Regions from separate parts of the Homo sapiens genome. Here region 2 is linked to region 1. Evidence: chromatin contacts called from ENCODE Hi-C or POLR2A ChIA-PET data. All regions are on one chromosome and are shown on one strand. Each heading gives the region's core, a stretch centred on a gene start or an enhancer-like site at or near the end of the contact. The rest is flanking DNA. Distances are from core to core; before and after follow the strand shown. Region 1 holds the start of LINC01038 (long intergenic non-protein coding RNA 1038). Region 2 has its middle 31 kb from the start of LINC01080.

Region 1 (6,413 bases), core at 3,435-5,934:
TTAAATCAATTAGGAGAAGGCCATATGTTCACCATATGTATGTCAACTTGCCAGGGATTCTTAAAAAGAGACATTTAAAAAAAATCACAAATCACTTAAAAACACACAAACTGAGAAAGAATTAATCAACTAGTTAAATCTCTATATAAATCAAGACTTGATTAAAATTAGACAAGATAATGTCTGTCCTGATTATTATTATATTGTACTTCCATTTTTTTCTCATTCTCATATGCAATTAATTTCTCAGGCAGTATAGGGAATCATTCACTCTTTGTGAAGTTTTCTTTACCTGTTTATTCACCTGGAAAGAGTGAAATGATTGCCAGGCTATTGATAGTTAATCTTAACAAAATTCTTCAGGGTTCAATAATCCACAGATTATATGCACTAATATTTGGTAAGTATTTTTGGCTGTCCTTCGTTAACTGGATTGTGAAACTGCCATGGCATGTTAGAGTTGGGATGTGCAGAACAGGTCTCTTGGTCTGACTTCTTAATTGTACAGATGCTGTTATTTAATTTTGAGTCCCATAGAGTACCTCTCATGATGCTTGGCACATAGCAAAAATTCCATACATATTTTGAAAATGGAAATATTAAGAAAACTGAGGGTTAGAGAAGTGACATGAGCAAGGTTACCTAACTAGAGAACATGTCTTCTGACTCCTAAACATTTTGCTTCTACTACGAACACTAACGAATATTCTCTTCCATGGGTTACCATACCCTACTGTATTGTCACTCATGCTAAGTACAATGTTCTCACCAGGGCATTTCTCATAACTGTCCAATCCCATCTCACTTTTCTTACATGTCCCTGTGTTCTAGTCCATATGTTACCTGAATTTACCCTCATGTCTCCTTTTTTTTCTGCTTTTGCTTGAACTCTTCCCTTCACATTGTTCATTTTTTCTACCCATCTCTACTTTCAAAATCTTCTGGGCCTCTTAATGTGATTGGGGTGAATTCAATAAAGAGTAGAGAACTGGGACCTCATCTGGTTTAAAAGTAGTTGATTATAAACGGCAAATATCCTAGGTGATTTCCAGAAGGGTGGCAGAAGTATGTCCTTGAGTACATGCAGTGAGATGCATAGCTTTGATTAAGAGGAATCGAGGGACTAAGAATGTGGACAAAGATTCTTGAGTTAGTCTGGTTGGACTTAGCCCTGAAGAAAGGTAGAGGTACGTAGAAATTATTTTTAAGGCATCACTCTTCTTCCTTTCTCCCTTCCTTTTGTTCTTCCCCCAGATGCAGTCAAAGTTGTTCAGAGTTCTAGTGCTATCCCTATACTGGTTGGCTTTACAAAGGTCAAAATAGTACAAGTTCCTCTTGCTTCTTGGTTTTGTCCTATACCAAAAACAACAACAATGGCTATGTAGTGCTTCCCATGTGTCAGGAACTGTTTTAGAAAATATACGTGTGTGTGTGTATGTATGTATATGTATGTGTGTAAATATATATGTGTGTGTGTATATATATCTACACGTGTGTATATGTGTGTGTGTATATATATCTACACGTGTATATGTGTGTCTATATATCTACACGTGTATATATGTGTGTGTCTATATATCTACACATGTATATATGTGTGTGTGTATATATACACACACGTATAGATGTGTGTGTATATATATATTTTTCCCCTTTAGTCCTCATAGACAATTTTTGGAGTAAATACGTTATTCTTCTTTTACAGATGAGGAAACTGAGACATGAAGAGGTTAGACAACTTGGCTAGATTACCTAGCTAGTAAATGGCAGAGGCAGGATTTGAATCCAGTCAGTCTGGCTTTTTGGTGTGCACTTTTAATGGAGACATATACCCCTGATGTATATCCTCTTTTCCTCTAGGACCTGCCCACTGGGGTATGGTCAGTGGAGTATAGTTAATTCTGCTTCTACTTGTCTATTCTGGCTGGAATTTCTCTTTGGCTTTTGAAGAAATAAACTTTTTTCCTTTCTTTATGTCTTTTCAAGATTGAGTATAGTCCCTTTTATGCTAAATTTAGTTTTCACATAATTAAATTAACTCATTTAAATCACATTAAAAAGTGTTTTTACTTACTTTCCACTTTCAGTCTTATAAATTATTCAGTTAACTGTCCATGACTTTGACCTTAAATTTCCCATTTTTGTTTCTGCCTTCAAATCTCTTTGTTTAGTAGGAGTTCCTGCAGCTCTGCATGGCTGTATCTTTGGGCGGCACTCACCATAAAATGCAGTTGAAGCTATTTTGCTCTTCTCCAGGCAGACCACTATCTTCCTTTTCGATATCTTCTTTCAGATACCCATGATGACTGCTTGCATCTAAAAGTCCACTCATTGAGGGTTTTTTTTTAAATAACATCCTCCAAATATCTGAGATCTATTATTTACATGTTGAATGAGACGTTTTGGCTCCTAAGTTATGTACACGGGTACAGAAGAGACTTGGAGAAGAAATATATAATAAATTTATTTTTCTACTGACATTGTGGCAAAACAATACAGAGACAACTATGTTCTATATATTTTTATTTTGGCAAAGATCCTTGAATCGAGGTTGGGAAAAACATTGTTAACATAAAAATGATGGAAGTGCTTATAGTAAACTAGAATGAAGACAATGAAGGTAATCATAGGCAAGGAAAATGTGATAGTTCAGGTGAAAAACAAGGAATAGCTGTATAAGATAAATTTACAGTAAGAAATGCTGAAACATTTTGGGAAGAAGAATCACATATTTTATGGGGAGAAGCACTTATATTTGAAGAGGACATAGATTCAAAGAAAAAATAATGAATGGAATGGAAGTATTTCATTGTATTTTATCTCTTGCTATAACAGGAAGTAAATAGACAAAATGAAATTAACACTTGGGACTCAATGCCCTGGTGGGTTTCCTGGAACCTTGCAAAAGGAAGGGCCATATGGTAAGGAGTGCCTCTGTGACAACATAGGCTCAGCTGAAATTTCAAGGATTATAAATATTCTTGTTTCATCTTATAATTTGATGACCAGCTGGCATTGGGAAGTATAACATTGCACAATTAAGTGCCTATGGGTTTAAAAAAAAAAACTTCCTCAGTAGCATCCGGATTTGGCCCCTGAAAAACAGAATGTGGCACTACTCCAGGATAATCATTAATCTGCCTCAGTAGGGCATCTTCCCACATGGGGGCCCATCCATAATGGTCTGTTGTAGTGATCTGTCACACCATATGGGGAAAGATGAAACAAGACACTGAGCAGCAGAGGGACACACAACATAACTTGGAATCCTGGCAAAAATGGAAAAGAAGGAAGGAAGCATTGCGTATCATCTGTCCACCTAGCTGAGTAGAGGTCAAGTAGTTAATTACATGCCCATTGCTAGGTCTCAGAGTATCATACAGACATAGAGGGGAAAGAGAACCAGCAGGGAGAGTAAATCAGTGTTTCTGGAGAGGTACCAAATTAAATATTAGGGACCAGTTGAATGGGAGAGAATGAAGCTCCTGGAAGCCACTGCTATGCTATGTATACAGTGCCTGCTCATGTAGCAGGGGGATTACAGACAAGGGCTATAGGGATAGGATATAAAGCCATGAGTGTGTCTAACCGTTCTTTATTATGGTAGTTGATGAACTCTATGCCCTTTTACAGTTCAGTTTTTACCTATCCCTTGTCCCACCCTATGCTGCAGCCACACCAAACTACTTACAGTAATTCACATTTGTCTACTTGTTAGAGCTCAGGCCTGTCTGGAAGAGGAAGAAATGAATAGTTAGATGGGTAGTTGAGTGGGTCAGACGAATGCATGCATGCATGAATGAATAAATGCTTGCATGCAGCAACACTTCCCATAACAAGTCAGCTACTTAGCACAAATGGTGGCAGTTAGAGCGTTCATCTCCTGGAAACAGAGTAGGCAGGATGCTAAAGCAGGGCAGTAGCAGGTGAGGTGGGGTAGTAGACATAGTAAAGAGAAAAAAAATGATATTTTGGGGGAAATTGTGTGATTTTCTTATTTAAATCAGAACTTTCCCCATATAATCTACTTTTCCATGGTGCTTCAATTATTTAATACATGGTTTTCCATTAGCTTGCAACATTTTAAAACAGCAATCAAAGGTACATTTTTAATGCAACATGTAGGATTCATAGACTAACAGGTGTTAGGAAATGCAGACTGGGAAATGATTGCAATCAAATGGGATAGACGGTATTACAGCACATACTCCCTCAACCTTCTCCAGGTAAAACTGAACTAATGTCAGCTCAGCTGCAGCAGTGACAAAAGGGTTTGGTGACTGGGGGGAAGGAGAAGGGGTAAATAACCTGTCTTTAACCTTTCAGGAGATGGAGCTCACTCAGCAGGCAGGACCTCAGGGCTATGGGAGAGCAACTGCACTGTGCAAGCACAGCCAACAGGAAGTGAATGCAAACACATTCTCCTCAACATAAACACACACAGACTTCACCTATGGCTGAACTTCTGCCCTTGGGTGACCAACACCATTAGGACGCGGGTCAAAAGGTTGTAGTGTGACAGAAAATGCAGCCTTATTGAATGAAAGAGAAAATGAAAAATTCTTTTGTTTGCTTCACTTTGTGGTTTGTATAGCTACTGTGATGTCATAATGGAGTCCAGAGTGGGAAAAAGAAGTCCCTGCTATATCGCTGTCTGAGAAAGGCAGTCGGAAATTGTTAGGCATGAAAGAAAAAGTCGTATGGAAGACCTACACAAAATAAAAGCAAGTCTCATTACTTTTCAAGGGGAGTGTAGAAGCGATTAGTCTCTGATGATAATAAGGTATGAGAGCAATGTCAGAAAATTTCTCTTCCCATTATGCAGAGGATGGAGGAAATACAGATGCAGAGACACAGCTTGCTGACACACTCCCCTCCCTGCCTCTCCAAGGCACCCTCATCACAGTAGGCCAGGAAAAAAAATCTTATGCTTAAAGCTGTATGATCTGGGAGCACATTATATATATATTTATATATATTTATATATACACTTGTACACACACAAAAAAAAGTGTGTGTGTTCAAATATGTATGTATGTGGTATGTGTGTGTATTTCCAAATACATATATACAAATCATGTACAAAAAGGCATGTAAATATGAAGCTTACCCAGCAGATTGCATAACCTCACAAAGTGTAAGAACTGGAGATCTCATGGTGTGTTTGGCTATTACCATCCGTTCAAAATTTGAGCAAATTTGCAAGTTCTGGATGATTCTATTCCAGAATGTTTCTTCAGGGTAAAAAATTCTGATCATTTATCAGGGTAAAAACTTCTGACCATTTGACTGAGAATAGCCTGTGTTCAAATTCAATCTATCATTCTGTTGGTAAAGATTACATTTAAACAAAAAAAGAGACTACGTTGCATTGCTGAGCTTGTGGAATTCCAAAATGTCTGATTTTATTCTAGAACCTCTATTACTATGTGCCTTCTGATAGGTTGGATTTTAGGAACATATTGTTTCCTCTTACTATCTGAGCAAGTAATGAACTATTGATTTTCAAAATGAATTTATATTCGAGATAATTGAGCAGGTTTTTGGAAACACATAATACTATTATTTTTTAATGCAGTTTTCAGTAATCTGAATTAGAGCATTCATGATTTTTGTTTCTTAGGGTACCCCCCATGTAAAACTGCCACAAGCTCTCAGAAGTGAGACTTTAGCTCCTTACAAATGCTGAGCAGACGTGAACACCCTCCTGGGAGATTGATGAGTCCTATTAACCTTGTTGCATAGATGGAAACTCAGAAACAAAGTGACTCTGAGGATTAAGAGGAAGTCAATGTCAGCACCAGGATTAGAATTCACACTTGCCTGGTTTCTCAGCCCACAACCAGCTCCCCCATGGATTCCTGCTTTGTCTCCCTCCCCAAGTGAGGGGACAGGGTGTTTCCAAACTTTAAAAGAATCCTGTTATCCTCAGGCCTCTGCCTTGTAGGAAGATCCTTTCTTTTAATAAATTACAGAGCTGAGAAGTGACTTTGAGGTGATTTATTCTAATCTCCCTATTTTATAAGTGGGAACAAGGTCATAAAAATGCTAGAAACAATAAGAATGCCCAGTTTGCAGAAATATAATCGAGAGGCAAGTGGGTGTAGTGAAAAGTACTGGATAGAATAGGCTTTGGGGGCCTGGGTTTGAAGACTGGCTTTGAATCACTGAGCCTCAGTTTCTTGTCTGTAAAATGTAGAAAGCAATATTGCCTTCAGTGTTCTATGAAGATTAAATATGTGAAGTACATAGACGTTGTAGGCACTTCTTCAATTTTTTTGGCCATCCATGTTTTCATCTTCTTTCCTGTTGTACTTCTAAAATTTTTCTCTGTGAGAAAAACAATATTCAAATGTTCCCACTTAAGGGTTTAATCCCAGGTCAGTGGGATTTTGTGAGACTTTAGTTTTGGA
Region 2 (6,318 bases), core at 657-3,156, 240 kb after region 1:
ACTTAAAAAAACTTACCAGACAAAATCCAAATGCTCATGATAGACTCCTGTTTATTCTTCAAGGTTCAAATCAACTACAGCCTCTTCTGTTATGTCATTCCCTAAAATAAATCCCTTCCTTAATTAATCTTGAATGTCCTTACTTCATTGTGTTACTTTATATATTTGGTTAAATGTCCACGTTCAACCCTAAACTATGAGTTCCTCAAAGACAGAGACTGTGCCTTATTCACCTTTGTGCTGACATGATGCCCAGAGTAGCACCTGGTCCAGAAAGTATGCTTTCTTTGGAATCTTAGACTGGATGTATGAAAAGATGAATGGGTATGGGACAGCCTGGGCTCTGAGAGGGAAATCAGCATGAATGCAGGAAGAAGACCTTGACTGAAACAGAGGGTGGGTTTTGATTTGCAAGAGGAAGTGAAAGGAAGACAGTAAGTCCCATGACGAGAACCTGGTGAACTATGTTGAGGAATTTGGACTTAAATTTATAAGGTGTCAGAGTCTGTTAGGAATCCTTTAGCAAAAATATGATATGATCAAACTACTATCCAGACAAAAAAGAAAAGCTCTTATAATTGGAGAATTCTGCCCATAATCAATGTCTTGCTACACACTGAATAGAAAAATTTCCTGGAGCCAAAGATGGTCTTGCAATCCCGGGAAGTGCCCTTCTGCTCATGTCCAACAGGAAGTCATCAGGATAGATACACAACAGTGTATCTATCAGACACAAGGTGGTTAATGAAAATCTATTATAAACACAAAGTGTTGTTGAACAATGCTTGTATTAGAAGGGTTCAAAATGGGCTTATTTAAAAATGTAAAGCTGAATTTTTTCAATAACTTTTTTTGTGTGTTTTTACTTGCAGCAAGAAAATTCTCTTGGGCAAAAAACAATACATGCAATTTTAGTATGATTCACCTTTAATGTCATTTATTCTTCACAGATAAATATACAGAGAAGAAAAACATGACCTAAAAATGTTAATCCAAATGATAAAGGGTATTTTTTGTTACCAAAATTCTATTTAGTATTTACTATTGCAATACTAAAACACTCTCCGAAACTCAAAGATCAATGAAATCTGAAATTAACCAGCATTTCAAGGAGTAATTTAAATAACAAAATAATCTAACCTATCAAATATTTTGTCATAGACCCAACCTTTACAAAGTTGAGTAGAAATTTTCACTTTCCTTGCTTTGAAGAATCTGAGTCCTTCAAAATTGTATCAGATGTTTTTAGTTTTACTGTGTAAGCTTTCCTGGAAAGCTTCAAGTCAAGCATTTTTAAGGGAGTCTTTTAAAATGTAAGAGGGATACTAGAAATAAAATCACCAATAAATTCTTTATGGTATGAGCAAGTCTCTATGTTACGTGTGTTATGGGATCAACATTTCTTGTGTCAGATTTTCATAAAGTAGGATGTCAATGTTCACCTGACTGGGCTTTTTTCCTTAATATTATAAATAAGGTTGCAAGATGCTGTTCTCAAGTACCATATGTCTTCATTTCTATTGTTAAGAACCATTTCTAAAGATCTAACACAAGAGCAGATGAGCCACACTGGCTAGATTTGGGGGTAATTGGATTTTCTTTTCTCTTCACAAAAATTATGCATGCCTGGAAAGAACAGCAAGAATAAACTGCAACCGATGCCTACTAATTACCATCAGCTAGTGCCTGGCTTTTGAAATCTGATTTAAGAAAAAAAAATGAAAAAAAAAAAAACACAGGCTTGGCTGATAGAAAACTGTATAATGTTTAAGCAGTGATGAGGGAAGCCCAATCTTAAGCAGGCTAGACTTTGGACCGAACCCAACTGATGTTTCTCATCCTTGTTTATTTTGTTACTTGACATGATTCAACTCATTAAGGATTTCAAAGGTCCAAGGGAAAGTACTTCTACTTTGCCAAGGCATCCTTCGTTGGAATTCCATTATCTCCCATGATCCGAGACAAGGATTTCCTCCTACTCAGTTCTGAGTAATTATGTGTAAGCAAACCCTTGGTGTTCTTGCAGATGACTGTACTGAGTTGATGGTTCAACATGAATCATTCATGTGGCAGGCATCTTCAATGGAGAGGGTAAGGAGGGCTAACATTGATTTGCAGTGTTTATATGAAGTATGACTTTCTCATTCATTTCATTTGATTCATCAGAGTTGATGTTTGTCCCTATAAACCATTCCCTCTCCTAAAACGATTACAGGGAAAGAAGAGAGAACAAGCACATTCGATCAGTCCCTCCTCCTCTACCAAGTTTAATTTAGACTATGTCTTAAGAAATATTGTTTCCTCCTTGCAGAAATTGAGAATGAGTCGCTCCATCACCACCCTGGCCTGCCCCCCTTAACCCAGCATTTTTCCTCTCTTCACTTCTTTCCCAATCAGTGAAACAAAGTAAATATAAATTAGGCAACGATTTTTTTTTATATGCTGCATTTTATACTTCATATTTTTAAAGCTTCCCTCTTTTGGGGGTGGGGGTGGGAGAGGCAATAAATTCCTCTGAGACTATGATAAAGATGCATCCTCCCAGAATAATTCAACTAAGCACATATTTACAACTGGCATACACCTTTAGGGAGGTTAAAGTCTAAGGTGGATCTCCCCTCACACCTCCTCCCTCCCTCCCATGCCCAAGGACATTAGGTTAAACTTCTGATCTGAAAGTCTCAGATTTGAGGGCAATAGGAACTGAAGCTATTCTTTTCCTTACTTTTTTGATAACATACGTGACAAGGCATGCTACAAGTTTTAAGAGACAACAGCTCAAAAGAGAGCCTGGTACTCCCATCAGGACTCTGAGCCATAATGATTCTTGCATGTCTTTAAAAGTTTTGTTAAGAGCTTCAAAGAAAAAACAACAACACATTTGAGAGACTACCTTGGCAAGTCACTCGGTCTTTCTCATTCTTTTTTAACAGCTTTATTGGGGATATAACTCATATACCATACCATTTACCTAAAGTGTACAATAGCACAATTCATTGCTATTCACAGAGTTAGGCAACCATCACCACAATCAATTTTAGAAAATTTTCATCACCCCAAAAAGAAACCCAGTCCCAGTAGTAATCCATTCCTTATCCCTACCCTCCTCCAGCTCTAGGCAACCACTAATCTACTTCTTGTCTGTATGGATTTGCCTCCTCCAAATGACAGCACACCTGGAATCTGCCCATTGTGTTAACTCTTCTGTAAGACTGTTACCCCAAATGCAGTTACCATAAAACTACTCGCTTGAGTAAAACAACTGGGTGTGAGTGAAGCATTTTATTAGGCATGCAGAAGTTTCAAAGGTGAGCTTTCTACCTAGTTATGAGAATTATTCTAAAAAGAAGCAGTAACTACCACAAAAGCCATACACAATGATATGACATTTCAAAGTACCCCACCCAGTCTTGCTCTTTATAGCTGGTTGACTTCAATCCCAACTCTAAAAGCCAATGCTCGCTAGGAATTATCCCAAGCATCATTTCTCATTTATGGTCAACATTCCATTCACTGGAATCCCAAATAATTTCTGACTTCCCCCTGATCTCTGGAGCTTTTTTCTATGTTTATAGTCTCACAATAATTGTTTCAGATCTTGTGGCAGAGATGGATAGTTGCCTCTCCAAATATATGTTCTCCTTATGTACCTTAGTAAGAGAATCCCAATGTTTAACTAAGCACATTAGTGCATATAGCTTCCCTTGCAACTACATGTAGCTCTATGACTAAGTTCTGCCCAATTATATGAGAGCAGAAATGTTGTATACAGCTTCAGAGACGTGGTCCTAAGGGGTAGAGGCATGCCTTTTCTTCATCTTCTTCCTCCTTCCTTCTGGCTTAATTCAGACACAGTGCCAAACAGCCATCTTCGATCATCTATTGAAAGTCACACATTGATGCAGCGAAACAGCCATCTTCAGCCATCTAATGGAAGTCACACGTTGAGTTTGGCTGAGCAAAAACATAGATCAAGTGTAGGTTTCTAGAATTACCTTAGGTGTCTAGACTATCTGCCACTAGACTTTTTACAAGAAAGAGAAGTCAACTTTTGAGGTACTGTTATTTGGTGGCTGTTAGTCACAGAGGAACCTAATTCTAGCTGGGACTCCTTTACCATTTCTCAGACCCTGACCCTTTTGTGCCTTCCACTACTGGCACATTCTCCACCTCCCTTGTAGAATTTTCTCTATAGAGTAACTTCGTACTATCCAGCTACCGGCATGCTAAAACCCTGGAAAGGCCTCTGAGGCATGTATCCTCAACATTTTTATCTCATATTCTTAAAAAAAGAAATCCTTGGACACTAAGAAAGGAAAATTAGATTCACTAATGAGAGCCAATAATGTCTTCAGGGAAAAAAAAAAATACTTTCAAGATAGTGGATGAAAACTAAATAATAAAGCTGGAGGCAGAGATCTTTCCAAACATAGGGAGCAAAGTGCTTGGAGACTACAAGCCCTCAAATGTGTTTGGGAAAAAACAGTCATCTAATTTCTCTATGTAATTTCCCTATTCGGTAAATAGAAATTTGGCTGGAAACATTGATTGAGCCCCTATTCTTGAGAGCCTTTATGGGGCTTGTACCTCTCTGCCTGGGTTATTATCAAACTACCTGAAGACTTTCCAGTCATCTCAATCTTCTCCTCCAAATAGCAACTGTGACCTTCCTAAAATGCCAATCTGACCATGTCTCCCCCTACTGAACTTCCCTCAGTGACTTCCCCTTGTTCTTCAGGTAAAGTCACAATTATCAAATGGCCTCCAAGGTCTGTAGCACCTGGCCTCTGCCCACGTTTCAGCTGAGCTCCCCCTCACCACCTCTTGGCCATGTCATTTTCTTTTTGTTCCTTCATTGTGTCAAATTTCTTCTCACCTGGGTGTCTTTCCTTATGCCGCTCCTCTTACTTACTCTTCTCTCACTGTTATAATTTCCTGAGTTTCAATCAACCATCATTCAAGTCTAGGCTTAAAACATGACTTCCTAGTCCTACTAGACCAGATGGGGCCAGGTTCAGCCCGGTATATGCTCTCAGAAAAACCTTATACTTATCCGTTATCTCTTGTATCACAATCGTAAGTTATTTTTGTAATTATTTCTTAAATGTCTATTTTCCCTACTGAGCCATGACACCAGTAATTATGTCTGTCTTTCTCTTGATTGTATTTCTAGAACCTAAAATAGTTCCTGGACCAGATTAAATTCTGATAAATATCTGTGAATAAATGAAGGGCAGAAATATGATCAGAACTGTTCTCTCTCTAGATCTATCTATCTATCCTGCCATAATCCTTGGTGATATGGTTTGGCTCTGTTTCCCCACCCAAATCTCATCTTGAATTGTAATCCCCATGTGTTAGGGTAGGGGCCTGATGGGAGGTGATTGAATCATGGGGGCAGATTTCCTTCTTGATCATGATAGTGAGTGAGTTCTCACAAGATGTAGGTGTTTGAAAGTATGTGGCACTTCCCCCTTCACTCTCTCTCCCCTGGTCCACCATGGTAAGACATGCCTACTTCTCCTTTGCCTTCTGCCATGATTGTAAGTTTCCTGAGGCCTCCCAATCATGCCTCCCATTAAGCCTACAGAACTGTGAGTCAATTAAACCTCTCTTCTTCAAAAATTACCTAGTCTTAGGTAGTTTTTTATAGCAGTGTAAAAACAGACTAATTCACATGGGGACTAGAGACAGCTCATTCCCTAAATTAAAAAAGAAGTACCTAAATAAGCTACACTAAAATTATCTGAGACTGTATATTTATGCTTCTATTTCCATCATGGGATAGCAAGTTTCTCAACGGCAAGAACATGTGTATTTAACTGTCTGGTACATAGTCATCATTTACCGCAATATACAAAGCAACTTACGTCTCTAGAAAGTATGTTGGCCCTTTATCCTCATCTATTTGACCTCTCAGCATTCTGCCCCTGGTCCTCTCCACCAGTGACAGCACTAAGGCCCATGGACTTGAAGACCACCTAAAAGCTGATGATTTACCAGACTGGAACTCTGGTTTCAATGCTTAGCATCTGTGGTAGCATCTCAAATGTAAGAGAATTAGTAGTTCTGTCTTTTCCTCTATCCCTTAAAAGCTGTTTGTTCCATGTATCCTTCATTTCAGAAAATGGCATCACCATCCTCTAAGTTCTTGCTATGGCCTGAATATTTGTGCCTCCCCCCAAATTTATATATTGAAGCCATTATTCCCAGTAGATGCTGTTTGTATGCAGAACTTTTGGAGGTAATTAGGTCATGGGGTAGAGCCCTCATGAGATTAGTGTCCTTATAAGAAGGGACATAAGAGATGATTTCTCT

Evidence for each region. Hi-C counts contacts between places; a loop is a spot of excess contacts on that map. ChIA-PET counts read pairs that join two places held with the same protein, here RNA polymerase II (POLR2A). Pooled maps may share reads with other maps.
Region 2: a loop to region 1 is called in a pooled map, with 1.8 times the contacts of the local background. The contact joins the enhancer-like site here to the promoter of LINC01038 in region 1. A Hi-C loop is called at or near these places in 1 of 168 maps with a recorded cell type or tissue (B cell), 15 of 37 single-sample maps with no recorded cell type and 6 of 50 pooled maps. POLR2A ChIA-PET finds 5 or more read pairs at or near these places in 2 of 52 experiments (AG04449 and RWPE1).

The regions. Positions count from the first base shown.
Region 1 is chr13:79,799,702-79,806,114 of GRCh38, forward strand. It overlaps LINC01038 (long intergenic non-protein coding RNA 1038), which reads left to right and starts at 4,685. Exons shown (of 2, transcript NR_125785.1): 1 at 4,685-4,783; 2 at 5,624-5,981.
Region 2 is chr13:80,038,790-80,045,107 of GRCh38, forward strand. No RefSeq gene overlaps it. Among named protein-coding and RNA genes, the nearest start is that of LINC01080, 31 kb to the left of the region's middle. Within about 2 kb of position 1,907, at least 5 of the 41 ENCODE cell types and tissues checked have a DNase peak (open chromatin) inside an H3K27ac peak, as active enhancers do.